Linked DNA regions of Homo sapiens: regions 1 and 3 are each linked to region 2. Evidence: chromatin loops called from intact Hi-C (ENCODE). Cell type or tissue: GM12878. All regions are shown on one strand.

Region 1 (5,000 bases), 440 kb before region 2:
AGCTAGGAGTGGTTTAAATGCTCCCTTTGTGTGTGGGCATTGGCTGAGTTTAGCCCAGTTCTGATTTTCACCATGACAGAGCAGTACTGAGTTCAGGGCAATGAGTTCAGCAGCACTGGGTTCCACAATCACTGTACTGTGTCTCCCCAGAGAACACATATTCTCCACGCCATGGAGGCCACTGCTTGAGGATGGGGGAGGAGTAGTATAAGCAGTTCAATACTGTCTTTTTTACCATCTTCAGTGCTTCTTGGTGATATGAAGTAAAACCAGGTAATGTGATTGCTCACCTGATTTTTGGTTCTTATGAAGGTGCTTTCTTTGTGTAGATGTTAAATTGCTGTTCCTGCAGGGGAAGGGAGGAAACTGGTGAAGGCTTCTATTTAGCCATGTTGGTCTGCCCCATCTGGAATGTTCTCTAGAATATTTAAACTTTAGGTTGTTGTCTACTGAGGCCTGATCTTTGTGCTTTATTATGAGGTCATTCCAAATAACAGCTGAAAAAAGAGATGTCACCTGTAATCTATCTTGTTACCTGAGGTTTCAATCTGATCTCCTTATAAGGCTTCCTCTTCCCAGTCTCCACTTGTTCTCATTTCAGCTTAGGTACACAAATAAAGTGGTTATTTCAACCCACAAGGATCCAAGTTATGACACTCTTGCTTATTTAGATTTTAGGCTACAAAAAATGAAAAGAAAAAAAAAAGTAAGAGGGCCAGGTGCAGTGGCTCATGCCTGTAATCCCAGCACTTTGGGAGCCCAAGGCGGGCAGATCACGAGGTCAACATGGTGAAACCCCATCTCTACTAAAAAAAAAAAACTCAGCCTGGCATGGTGGTGCATACCTGTAGTCCCAGCTACTTTGGAGGCTGAGGCAGGGGAATTGCTTGAACCTGGGAGGTGGAGGTTGCAGTGAGCCAAGATCGCATCACTGCACTCCAGCCTGGCAGCCTGGTGACAGAGCAAGACTCTGTCTCAAAAAAAAAAAAAAAAAAAAGAGTAAGAATTATGAATTGAAGATACTGGTGAGTCTTAGGCATTTAGAGAATTAGCATATTGAAGGAAACAACCTGGAGAGATAGGAGTAGTGGTTGGTGAGGAGGATGTTTCCATTGAGTTCTTAAATAAATAGCACTTATTGGTAATTAACAAGCATAGATCATAGCACTTATTGGTAATTAGCAAGCATAATATGATCATGTGAGTTTCTGAGGTATGTAGAGAACCATACATTGAAGAAGAGGACAAGCAGCTGAGAGGCCAGGACTGAAAGTCATCAGTGTGGATAATGAAATTACCAAGGATTTTGATGAGAGTGGTTGTGGAGAAATTATCATTAAGTCAGTCTCAGGGAATAAGTAGGGAGACTAACGAGTCTAAAAAAGGTTATAATTAGGGAGAAAGTTAGTGAGTACAACAAGAAGGGTTTGGAGAACCAAAGCCATAAAATTTTGGGGAAGTGGGAGGGAGAAAGAGCTTAGAAATGACTAGCAGGCCCTGTGACAGTTCTTGAGAAGTCAGATGGACACCTACTCCATGTCTAGGCCTTTGCAGGAAGAATGTAATAAAGAAAACAGCCACCACTTAAGAGAACATTAGGGAAAGCAGTATCCTTAGTACAGAGCCAGTTTCAATTAGTGAAAAATATTAATGAGAATGTCGAGACTAAAGATGTAGGAAGTTTCACCAAAACTGACCATGAGTTTCAATGAATTACCATGCATGGGTTCCAGGATATATATAGGGGTGTTATATAACTGAATGAAATTTGAGAGTGATGGTAACACATTTGGGGTTTAAATCCTAGAAACTCATTATGCAAACATAAGAAACTAGAAAGATTTGTATAACACTCTCTATTTCACAGAAATATATTCTAGAATGTGCAAGTGATTACTTGTTTGGGAATAATTGGATTTGGGAATATAATGATTTGATTGATGGTATTTTGCTTAACTGAGATTATCTACTTATAAATTAACCAACATTTAAATAATTAGCATACAATAAAATAGAATCATCAAAACTCTTTTAAGAATATTTTAATATTTTTATTCTATGTAAATCCATTGCTTTTCAGTTGATATTTTATATCCTAATTATTTGTGCATATTTTTAATGCAGAAGGGATAAGATGGGAGGGTGAGATTGACTCTACATTGATTAATAAATATAAGAAATAATTTTCTGAGAGAGAATGAGGGTTGTGTGTGTGTGTGTGTGAGAGAGAGAGAATGTGGGTGTGTGTGTGTGAGAGAGAGAGAGAGACAGAGAGAAAGAAAGAGAGAAGAGAGAGAGAGAGAGACAGAGACAGACACAGAAAGGAAAGTGGAAGAGATACCTTCAGGATGTTTTTGATTACTGAGCTAAGCAAGCAGTGAGTCACTTTTAGTAACAGAAAAGAGAAAGCTGGCAGCTACTGAATAGAGTCAGCTGGTTAGGTCAGTCAGTCAGAGAAAGAGAGGACGTCTAACAATAGCTGCCTATGTTACATGGCATTTGAAATTACTGAGATAAGAGGCCTTGGCAAATTACACCTTGGTTGCTTTATTTATTGATGGAAATAAAATATTTTATAGGAAGTAAATTGATAGTGAGAGTTTGGTATTCATTACTTTTAAAAAGGATAGACATGTCTTAGTGATCCAAGCTTAATTCACATCAAATGTGAGAATAAATAACTTCTGAACATATTATAAATAAAAAGTGAAGCCTAAGTGATGTTAGTTATTGTGATAGCTCAGACCAAATTGTACATAATTGTCATGAAGAAAGAAATTAATGTGTCAAATTATACTTCAATTTTGAAAAGCTCTTCAATGCTTTACCAAGATGCGTTTGAATAGTAATATCAGTTTTTCTGTGAAGTAATAGGTTAATCATTCAAAAAGGGAAACTTGAGCAGAGAAAAGGAAAAATTACAGACAGTGACAGACATGATTCAAACTGAAGTCCATTAAATGCCAACCCAGTGTTCTTTTAAAATTTTTTAAAAAGTATAAAAAATAACAAATTTTAAATAACTACTGCTTATGTACCTGGTGGTTTCAGAAAGTAATGAAATGAAGAAATTATGATTAAGAGAAACTTTGCATTTATTATGTAAACGTGAAAGATACGCATAAAGTATAGCTTTGGGTATATGCCACCAATTTCTGAGCCTTTACAGAAATTTGTGTGTCAAATATGCTTGTTTTTCATTATCTCCAACTTTTGCAGGTATTAAATTTCACGTACCTCTGATCTAAGTTATTTGTCACATGTGCATCTAATTTTCAACAAGAAAAGATTATTTTGATATATCAAAATGATCATTATATTTTTCCTTGTGTATTCATATTTTGTGCCTTTACAGCCACTTCAGTAGGAAATCAGGAATTATATATGCTGTTAGATCTGCTATATTTAATTCCAATATTTTAAAATATATAAATAACTTAAAATCATAAAACTACTAAAAAATGAAGAAAATGTTAAAATCTTGCAGTTTTATGCTTTTAATACATTAACCGAGATTCACAAATATAATTGTATATATTAACTATAAAAAGTATAATACAAATGAATGGGAAAAATCTCGAGAAAGAATCAAAAACAACTATTATATTTTTATTCATTTACTACATAATGATTCTACACATCCTATGTGACAGACTTACTGTACTTGGTGCCCTGGAGCATATGAAGATGGATTAGATGCTGATCCCTTCCTTCTAGGTGCATAAATTCCAATAAAGTAAATAATTCATAAGATAAATAAGCATAAGCTTGTTAGATAAGGAGCCATACATCAGAAAGTGATAGATAAAATGTTACAGGCATTTTGAAAAAAAAGGCATAGTTTCTTCTGGGGAATCTGGAGAGGCTTTTTGGAATATTTGGCATGAAGATGCTTATCAAAGGTTAGATAGTTTTTGGAGTTGAAGACAGTATCAAAGAGTGAGAGTTAACCCACCAACAAAGAGATGATAAAGCGAGTTAATTAAAATGCTGGGAACAGAAAAATAAGCTGAGTGGGAGAATCAGAGATGTGAAACAGAAAAAAAAACAAGGTTGGAAAATCGTTGGACTTTGTTCTGTAGGTGATGAGAATCTTTGAAGATTTTAAACAAGGCTGTGAGACAATAAGAGCTGTACATCAAGATTAGTTCTGTAAATATGGAATACTTTCCTAAGTGGGGCATTATTTTTGAAAATTTTAAAAGTAAAAAGAAGGAATTTAAATAAATAATAGATAGATTAGATGGAGAGATAGATAGTTTATATCTCCTTACCTGCAGCAGAAGCCACTGAGTCACAAAGTTCTAGGAACATTTAAAAATTAATCAAGAAAAATTGTTGGAGAGTGAATGAAGACTAGGCAGAGATTGGGCAAGCCCTATAAGTCTGCAGTCTTAGCAGGAAGAACCCACTTTATTCTGTGTTTCATCTCTGGAATTTCCAGCAGGTTCTCATAGTAAATCTCTGAGAAAGATTCCTTCTTGGTTCTAGCAGGTGGAGGGGAAGAGTAATCATGGCTAAAAACACTTAGAATATTCTCCACAACAAGACTTAGTTTCCAGTAGAAAAGACCTTATAAGAGTTGCGTCACAGGTCTGGGATAAAGGCATTCCTGCCGCTAATAGATACTCTAGGTTTTCTGTCACACCTAAGATAAGGTGTTAGGAAGGAAGCTATACCACAGGGGACACATTTATGAAGGTCACAGGCCAGAGACACAAGCACACTAAAAGATTAAGGTTAATTATGCATTATTTAGTTTGCTGTTTTTGTGTTAATTTGCTTAGAATAATGGGCCCCAGCTGCATCCATGTTGCTGCAAATGACATGATTTGATTCTTTTCTATGGCTGCATGGTATTCCATAGTGTATATGTATCACATTTTCTTTTTCCATTCCACCACTGATGATCACCAACATTGATTCCATGGCTTTACTATTGTGAATAGTGTTGTGATGACATGAGTGTGCATGTCTTTTTGGTGAAATGATTTGTTTTC
Region 2 (5,000 bases):
TATATTCGTATGTATAGTCATATGTATATTCGTATGTATAGTCATATGTATATTCGTATATATAGAGTCATATATGTTCGTATATATAGAGTCATATATATATTCTTATATATATATTCATATATAGTCATATATATTCATATATATATATTCATATGTAGTCATATATATTCATATATATACACATATATTCATATATACATATATTCATATATATTCATAGACATACATATTCATATATATATTCGTATATATTCATATATAGACATACATATTCATATATATACCAAGTCTCTTACACTACCCTGACAAGTTTTATTCTCTACTAATAAAGGTATCATGATGATAGGAATTTTATACTCCTTTTGGAAAAGAAGACAGCAAGTAAATTAGAATACTTTAACTTCATGACTTACGTTATTGTTCTTGTGTTTTCTGATTATATATGCGTATATATAGAAAGATTATGTAGATACTGTTTATTAAATTTATTCAAATACCTACTTACATTTATTACCATTATCTAATAGTTTTCTATTTTTATTCCTTTATGCATCTCCAACAATGCTTCTGAGAATCTCACCCTCTAATTAAGGATATCTTCATAATTTCCTGTTTTTATTTTTTAGAAGATGATTTTTATTTACTATTATTTTATAAAGATTCTGGAGGAAGTGTTGATTTTTAAGACAGAAGATACATTCAGTTAGGACATTGAATATCTTTCTTATTACCCGTGCTTGTCTCTTACAAAACATATTGAGAAGTATTTTTATGAGACTTTTAAATTGCTTTATTGTTACAAATGTGGCTTTTATTTTTTTATTTTTATTTTTTGCTTTAGGGGTTTTGCTGTTTTACTACAGTTTTTTAAAGCTTTACTTTCATTCATCTTGCTTGTGTTTCATTAAACATCTTGAATTTTTGGATTATTGGCCTTCATCAGTTTTTGAAAACCTTAGTCATTATTTCTTCAAATATTACTTCTCCTATTTTCTATATTTTCTGCTAGTAGGGCTATAATCGAACATTATTTTTAGTACTTCTCACTATATTCTCTATATCTTTTATCTTCTCTTGTTTCATTATTTTGAAACTCTCTCCTTTATTACAGATGGATTACTGTAAGTTCTCTCCCATGTTGGTAATTATCTCTTCAGTTCTGTGTAATACGCAGTTATATAAGGTTGGTGCACCGACCAAATACAAATATTGTATTATTTTTCTAGGACTGCAAACTGGGTATTTAGACACACAGGTAGCCTCAGGTATTTCTTGGCTTTTAGATGACTGTCTTCTCCCTGTGCTTTACATTGTTTTCCACTTATGGTTCTCTTTGTGTCCAAATCTTTCTTTTTTAAGGAATCCAGCAATATGTATCAGGGCCTATTCTAATGAGCACATTTTAACTTGACTGCCTTTGAAACGATACTGTTTTCACTAAATATCTCATTCTGAATACTGAGGAATAAGACTTCAACGTTTCTTTTTTTGGAGGATACAATGTATCTTATAACATCATTCATGGAGTTCTTAATTTTGGTTAATTTTTCTTTTTTTTTTTTTTTTTGGCCAGAGTTTCAATTCAGCTCTTTAAAAAGAAAAAAAGTGTAATTTCCTTTTTATAGTTTCCAGTTCTCAGCCAAAATTATTCATTTTTAACAGTTAATTTACTAAACATTTTAAGCATACTTGCTTTACAGTGTTAACAAAAAAAACCAAGAGATTTGTGGAGGAGTTTGTGAAAAATCTATGTATATTTTTGAGGGAAGTTAAGCACTTGTGTAACAGCTTAACGTATGTAGCATACATTCTACATTCACTTTGCAGTGGGATTTCAATATCAAAATAAGGGAGATTTTGGCTCAATATGTCATATGGTGAACTACTGGGCACAAAGGAGGTTTTTGCATATCCTCTATAAGCCAGTGGAAACTGGCTGGAGATTTGTGGCAGTTTATCATGAAAGAAAGTTTGTAAGGCTCATCCTTAGTCTATTGAAAGTTGTGGCAGGACTGCAAAGCAGGAGAAGGTATCAGAATGGTAAGGAGAAAAGCCTGCATTGGGTGGTCTTTAAGCAGGAAGCTACAAGTTTTTTAATTAGCAGGTTCCAGGTGGTCAGTCAGCCACCACCAGGTGTTCTGTCTGAGGTCAGTTGGGGAATTTTCAGCCGTAGCTGTTTTGACATGTTTTTGAGAAATCGGTTCTGCTTAATTACAGGAATAAAAACCTTGTGACAGGTAGTGACATGTATTTTCTTTGTGAGCCCAGGGATATATGACCAGCTTCTCACCCTGTCGTGGCCATTTGGTTCTGTTTTGTAGTTTCAGTATGTCTCTTTTTAGCCAGAGAGTTCATTGTGTTTGTCTGCTGAGGTGTGTTTTAACAATAGTCAGTATACTAATTTCAATACCAAGAGTCATTGTAGGTTAGTTTTCACTGACTTTCTTTTTTGATTGTTTTCATTTATATTCAATTTTTTCTTGTCTTTGGTTAACATTGTTTTGCCTAAATAATTTTGGAAACAAGGCTAACATTTTCTTTTTACTGAGGGAATTTTTATCTGATTATATAAGGTATTTGTTGGCACAAGCAATCAAGTGGGTGTATCCACGTAAATATAAACAAAAGGTAGACTATAAGAAAAAATGCATCATTATTAGATATAGAGAATACCACTAACTAATTTTAAGAGCATTAGTGAGACAAAAGATTTAACAATTTAAGACACATGAATTTCTGATAGTACATGGAATAAAAACTAATTAAACTAGAGAGAGCAATTGATAAATTTCCTTCTATTGTTGGATGTTTTACCATAACTTTTTCCATATAATGAGACCCTGTCTATATCCCCAAAACAAATAAATATAAAATAATTAAAAAAATAAAAGAGACAAAAAACCAATGGTTATAGAATATTTGGACACAATACACAGGCTTAATCTAATGCAATTATAAAATATGAATGGAGCTTATTAGAGACTACATGTTCTTCTCAAGGAAATCTAGAACATTTACAAAAATTAATCCTGCACTAGACCATTAAGCAAATCCCAACAAAGTTCAAAGAACAGTTTCATACAGATAGAGGTAATATTCAAAATATTTATCAACTGTTACACCATGGGGCTGATAAATTTCAAAAGATGACTGACCACTTAGATGAATGCTTGATTAATAATTATAAAGTAATACAGTCAGCTCTTGCATAACTGTGGCTTTCCCACCACAGATTTAACAAACCATAGATAGAAAATATTTTTTAAAAAGCAATTAAAATATATAGTATAACAATTATTTTCAAAGCATTTACATTGTATTAGATATAAGTAATCTAGAGATGATTTAAAGTATATGGGAGGATGTGTGTAAGTTATATGCAAATATGATGCCATTATGTGAGGGATTTGAGCATCCACAGATTTTGGTATCAGAGGGGGTCCTGGAACCAATTCCTCAGATACTGAGGGATGACTATACATCCTGTCATGTGATACTGGCTGAACGCCAGCCCTGAAAATAGGCTTAAGTTTTTTATTATTAAACAATTAAGATAAAAATAATAAAGAAAATTCATGTATATTTGGAAACTTACAAGCATGCTTTTAAATAACTCATGAGTCAAAGAAAAAAATGAGACTTAGAAATTACTTAGAACTGAAAGATAAAAGTTCTATATTAAAATTTGGTATGCAGAGGACATCTACTGTTGTTTATGATGGAATAGTAGGTGGTAGACACAATGATCTCTCTCCTTTTTCAAATTCTTTCTTCCCTTATTTTCTGAGAAAACGTTCTCAGGTTTCTTTTTTACTTCTGTTGCTGCTTTAGCACAGTCTTACTTTCCAGATCTTTCGCTGTATTGTCTAAATGTCGGAGTTCCCCACAGCTCAGTTCTTAAATCTCATCTCTTTTCCCTCACTATACTCTCCCCCTTGGTTATTTCATCCAGCCTCAAGGTAGTAAGTGTAATCTATGTGCTTAAGGCCACCAAATAAATACCACTAGCCAGCTCTTCTCCCCTGATCATCAGGACAAAATATCAACTGCCTGCTTGGTACCTTTGCATGAGTTGACTAACTAGAATTGTTTAAATCTACTACTTCTAAAACCTAACATTTCCTAAAATGAGCTTCTGATATTTAATTGCCAACCCTGTTACTCTAACAGTTTGTCAAACTCAGTAAATGGCAACAACATTCAGCCTGTAGCTCAGACCGAAATGTGGAGTGTTCTGATCTCCTCTCTTTCTTGCCATATTCTGTGGGTTTTATCTTCAAAATCTGTCCAGAATCCAATTTATTTTTTAACCCCTACTGCTACTACTCTTCTCTAATCTATCATTCCATGTATTGTAGATGATTGGAAGGGCTTCATATCTATTCTCCCTAACTTCTACTATTATCCCTTTTCATTTATGTTCAATTTAGCAGCTAAAGTGATCTAGTTAATCCTAGCTAAATAAATGTATTTTTTCCTTGAAGTCATGCAGTAATTGTCTAGGTACCTTGTTGAAAGCCAATATTGGCTGGGGGTGGTGGTTCACGCCTCTAATCCTAGTACTTTAGGAGGCTAAGGCAGGCAGATCGCTTAAGCCCAGGACCTTGAGATCAGCCTGGGCAACATGGTGAAACCCAGTCTCTACAAAAACTACAAAAATTAGCCAAGCATGGGAGCTCACAACTGTAGTCCTAGGCTCGCTTGAGCCTGGGAAGTTGAGGTTGAGGTTGCAGTGAGCCATGATTGTATCATTGCACTCCAGCCTGGGTGACAGAGCAAGACCCTCTCTCAAAAAATTAAATAAAATAAAATAAATAAAAGTTTCAAATGAATATCCTATAGCTCACCCTCTCATCTTTTTTAGGTCTTCATTCAAATATCAACCCAAAAGTTGGCTGTCTGTCTACACTATTGAAAATGGCATTTCTTCCCTTATCATGACATCACCTTTGGCCTTCCTTGCTCTCTAGTTTTCTCATGAGCCCATTAACAAGATT
Region 3 (5,000 bases), 180 kb before region 2:
TAGGGATTGTAAATGCACCAATCAGCACCCTGTCAAAAGGGACCAATCAGCTCTCTGTAAAATGGACCAATCAGCTCTCTGTAAAATGGACCAATCAGCAGGATATGGGTGGGGCCAGATAAGGAATAAAAGCAGGCTGCCAGAGCCAGCAAAAGCAACGTGCTGAAGTCCTCTTCCTCACCGTGGAAGCTTTGTTCTTTTGTTCTTTGCAATAAATCTTGCTGCTGCTCACTCTTTGGGTCCGCACTGCCTCTATGAGCTATAACACTCACTGCAAAGGTCTGCAGCTTCACTCCTAAGGCCAGGGAGACCACAAACCCACCCGGAGGAATGAACAATTCCCGACGCAACGCCTTAAGAGCCTTAACACTGACTGAGAAGGTCTGCAGCTTCACTCCTGAAGCCAGCGAGACCACAGACCCACCAGAAGGAAGAAACTCCAAACATGTCCGAACATCAGAAGGAACAAACTACAGACACACCATCTTTAAAAACTGTAACACTCATCGCAAGGGTCCACGGCTTCATTCTTGAAGTCAGTGCAACCAAGAACCCAACGATTTTAGACACAATGGGAGAAATATTTCATCATAGTCACTGATGTTGCTCGTACTCAAGAAGGCATCATATAGGCTGTACAGAGCAGGAGGTAGGAGTGTTGGAGAAGTTCTTAGAATTCTGCCTTCCACAGGCACAGGGGAAGATTTGTAATATTACTTTGCAATAACATGTATGCAAAAGGGCATTTATGGACATTTTTATAATTTTCCATAGTAAGAAATGAAAGCAAATTAAGGAAGGCCATATTTATAAGAACTAGTGAAAAGTGACAGACACAAAAATAAGAGCTAGAAAGTACAAGAAAACTAAATAGGTTTAAATTTGGAAGAAGCAGAGAATGATTCCTTATTTTTTAACAATAGAAGCCAGTGCATAATGTAAAATAATCTTTTTTTCTTACTTTAAGAAATTTTTTTAAAAATTATTGTAAAATGACAATTTGTAATTCTATAAGTCTATGTGAAATTGTTTTTCTTTTGCTTGCATCTACACTTATTATTCTTATTCTGTGACATCCTACTGGTATGGCTAACATCTGGAACTCCACAGACAGAAATGGAAATGATTGAAGAAATTAGGAATTGATAACTGACCTTCAGTTAAATTGCCACAGCTCCTTAAAGCGTTTTTGCACCCACGTTTCTAGCGTGTTTATGTCGGTCTCCAATAATTGAAGAGGTAAACTTCAGACCCACAACACTTAGGCTTGCTTCTTTCCTCTCAAAGAATCACTCTAAAATTAGTAAAAAAAAACTTCTGCGGGCCGGGCGTGGGGGCTTACGCCTGTAATCCTAGCTCTTTGGGAGGCTGAGGCTGGCGGATCATGAGGTCAGGAGATCGAGACTATCCTGGCTAACACGGTGAAACCCCGTCGCTACGAAAAATACAAAAAATTAGCCGGGCGTGGTGGCGGGCACCTATAGTACCAGCTACTCGGGAGGCTGAGGTAGGAGAATGGCATGAACCCGGGAGGCGGACCTTGCAGTGACCCGAGATTGCGCCACTGCACTCCAGCCTGGGCGACAGAGCGAGACTGCATCTAAAAAAAAAAAAAAAAAAAAAAAAAACTTTTGCTTCTGGGAAGATGAATTAGACATAGCTTTTCCTATTCCTTCTCTTAAGTGCAACTAGAAATTTGAAAATTATGTGTCTGAAAATCATGAGTCTGAAATGTAGGGAGAAGGTGGACAACTAGCTAGGGACCTCAGGAACCAAGGAATAGGTGAGTTCCCTGGTTTATTTTATTTTATTTTATTTGCATTGTATAAACAAGACTTGGAGCTGACAAACTAGAAAACCCAAAAACTAGAAAGCCCAGAAACATCAGATATGATGAGCACAGATAAACAAACAGAAAAGTCCAACTAAACCCTTTTCTCTTTGTAGCCAAAGGGCAAGGACAGGTAAAGCTAGGAAGAGAGAAACCTTTAGACAATAATTGCTCTCTTGCATCTAAATAAGATTTTAAAAATAATGTAGACGATATTCACCCAAATCAGAGAAGGCTGAATGGGGAACCTGTACTTTCAGCATTTTCAAGTGATTGTGAAGCACCTCAACTATGTCCCAAAGTACTATGAAAAAATGCTGTGTAGGGAGCTGGAATTTTCCTCTCCACTAGGTGGAAATGAGTCTCCCTACACTCAAGTGTCAATACAAATCATACGGAGAACTTAGATTTCACTTCCGCTGGAGATAATGAGGTACCACTACTTTTTCCTACTGAAGATATTACTGGGAATTCTGCATTGGGATAGACCCTTTAACTGAGGAGGTCAATGGAGCTGAAGCTCTGGGCCACCAATCTCAGTTCTTGTGATAGTTAGCAAAGAATTGCAAACACTAAAACGCAAGCTCAAAGCAAAGTTTATTGAAGCACAGTAATACACCCTCAGAGGGAGAGTGGACAGATTTCCCCGAAGTGAAATTAGCCCCTCTTTACAAAACCCAGGGGACTTTTATGGGGGTTTTCTGGGGAAGAGTTGTGGTTTGGGCTGTGTCTGAGTGACAGGATGATGGCATTTGATTGGCAGTTTATGGTTATATAGCTAAAATTAAACTGTGCACATTCATACCCATAATTTGTTAAGAAAAGCCCACAGGCAGGAGGTAAAACCACATGTAAATTGATTATAATGATGGTAAATGAGCTTAGGGTGAACTTGAGGACACAGTTCTATGTTACTTGACCTGTGCCATTTTAAGAGATTTTCCCTAGTTTTTCGTTCTCCGTGATGTGCTGGCCACAGACTTTACCAGGAACTTCATCCATTAGTGTGGAGTTAGGGCAGTTCTGGGACTCTCCTTAAGTGGGCTGGCCATGGTCTGCCTTAGTGACAGCCTTTTTTGCCCTCTTCTCTTACCCTGTGCTAATGTCTATCTAACTACCAAACAGAGTGGTATAAGAGGAAGTCTAGTGGAAAGTCAAGACTTTCACTACCACCCAGTGGTAATGAGACCCCTTCTTCCTGTTGTCAGTGGAGGTAATTTTAGCAACAACAATGAGACATTCCATATGAGTGGTGGCCTACTAAGGAATAAGAACTCCCCTCTCACTCATCCATAACCAGGAGGCACAACTCCTCAGGGTCAACAGTGATGAAACAGTGAAGCAGGCTTCTGACACCACCTGGCAGTAATGAGATGGTGGCCCTCTGACTTCTGCCAGAGCAGTGTCAGAAAAAGCCAACTAAAATAGAACTATGAATCAGATCCAGAGTCTTACAAATTAGTACCCCAAATGTCTAGGTTTCAGTAGGAAGCTGCTCATCATTCCAACAACCAGGAAGACAACAGACTGAATGAAAAATGTAACCACAGACACTAATCCTCATAAGATAGATATGTTAGAACTATATGACAAAGATTTTTTTTTTTAAGATGGAGTCTTGCTTTGTTGCCTAGGCTAGAGTGCAGTGGCACAATCTCGGCTCACTGCAACCTCCGCCTCCCGGATTCAAGCGATTCTCCTGCCTCAGCCTCCCAGGTAGCTGGATTACAGGTGTCTGCCACCACGCCCAGCTAATTTTTTGAATTTATTATTATTATTATTATTAGAGGTGGGGTTTCACTGTATTAGCCAGGATAGTCTCGATCTCCTGACTTTGTGATCCGCTCACGGCCTCCCAAAAGTTCTGGGGTTATAGGCGTGAGCCACCACACCCGGTCTATGACAAGGATTTTAATGTAGCAATGATAAAGATATTTCAGTAACCAAGTATGAACATACTTGAAACAAATAGTTTTTCTAAAGTCCCAGCAAAGCAATAGAAAGTCTCAGCAAAGAAATGGAAAATGTAAAAAAATAACCAACGGAAATTCTGGAATTAAAAAATATAAAAACCAAAATAAAAAACTCAATGGATTGACTCAGTAGCATAGTGTAGGAGACAAAGGAAAAAATAATCAGTGAACTTAAAGATAGAGTAATAAAATTATACAATCTAAGCAACACAGAGTAAATAAACCAAAACAAAAAACAACAAAAACACCCAGATCCTTAGGCATCTGTGAGACTACCACAAAAGACCTAACATTTATGTCATTTGAGTCTTTGACAGAAAAGGAAAACCAAGTGGAGCTGAAAAAGTTTTTGAGAAAATAACAGTGGAAAATGGCACATTTGACAAATGACATAAACTAATTCAAGAAGCTGAGCAAACCCCAAACAAGATAAAGCTAAAGAAATCCACACCAAGACAAATCAAAGTCAAACTTCTGCAAAACTAAAGATGAAGAAAGAATCTGGGAAACAATGAGAGGAAAACAACATTTATCTATAAAGGAAAAACAATTTGTTTGGCAATGGACATAACATTAGAAACGATGAGGGCAAGAAGAAAGCAACACGATATATATCATGAGATGAAAGAAAAGAACTGTCAACCCAGAATCCTTTGTCAAGTGAAAATATCTTTCAAGAATTAAGGGAACATCAAAACATTTTCAGATGAAGGAAACCTAAGAAAATTTGTAGCAACCACAGCTTCCATAAAAGAATAACTATAGGAAAGTCTGGAAAAAAGAAAGAAAATGCTAAAGGAAACAATATTGAAACATCAGAAAGGAAGAAAGGACATGGTACAAAAAAGTAAAAGTCAATAAAATTGACTTTCCTTTTCCTATTGAGTGTTCTAAATTATGTTTGAGGATAGAAGCAAACATTATAACTGTCTAACGTGATTCTAAATGTCCACAGGATAAAGAAATATTTACGACGTTATATCTCACATAAGGGAAGGTAAAGTGATGTAATGGGAAGTACAATTTCTATAGTTCTTTACAACTAGTGAAATGATAATATCAGTGCAATCTATTGATGCTTTGTATATATAATGTAATGGCTAGAGCAAGCAGTAAAAAGCTATACAGGCCAGGTGTGGTGGCTCATGCCTTTAATCCCAGTATTTTGGGAGACTGAGGCAAGAGGATCACTGGAG

What was found. A loop is a pair of places that touch in the nucleus more often than their neighbours do. Peaks named below come from ENCODE experiments on the same cell type or tissue, not always from the same donor. Only the 100,000 strongest peaks of a DNase experiment are listed, where the experiment ranks them.
Region 1: a loop joins it to region 2, with 2.3 times the contacts of the local background. A loop is called at or near these places in 1 of 110 quality-filtered maps.
Region 3: it touches region 2 in a loop (12-fold over the local background); 1 of 110 quality-filtered maps calls a loop at or near these places.

Annotation. Positions count from the first base shown.
Region 1 is chr4:167,097,711-167,102,710 of GRCh38, reverse strand. The region is part of intron 2 of SPOCK3 (SPARC (osteonectin), cwcv and kazal like domains proteoglycan 3); the gene reads left to right. Among named protein-coding and RNA genes, the nearest start is that of SPOCK3, 130 kb to the left of the region's middle. In GM12878, no CTCF peak of the experiment used is centred here; a DNase peak (open chromatin) is centred at 2,380.
Region 2 is chr4:166,659,658-166,664,657 of GRCh38, reverse strand. No RefSeq gene overlaps it. Among named protein-coding and RNA genes, the nearest start is that of SPOCK3, 570 kb to the left of the region's middle. RefSeq lists an enhancer at 2,111-2,170. In GM12878, no CTCF peak of the experiment used is centred here; a DNase peak (open chromatin) is centred at 2,327; H3K27ac peaks cover 2,595 bases.
Region 3 is chr4:166,837,400-166,842,399 of GRCh38, reverse strand. The region is part of intron 6 of SPOCK3 (SPARC (osteonectin), cwcv and kazal like domains proteoglycan 3); the gene reads left to right. Among named protein-coding and RNA genes, the nearest start is that of SPOCK3, 390 kb to the left of the region's middle. RefSeq lists an enhancer at 2,451-2,750. In GM12878, no CTCF peak of the experiment used is centred here; DNase peaks (open chromatin) are centred at 2,579 and 2,929; H3K4me3 peaks cover 381 bases; H3K27ac peaks cover 1,703 bases.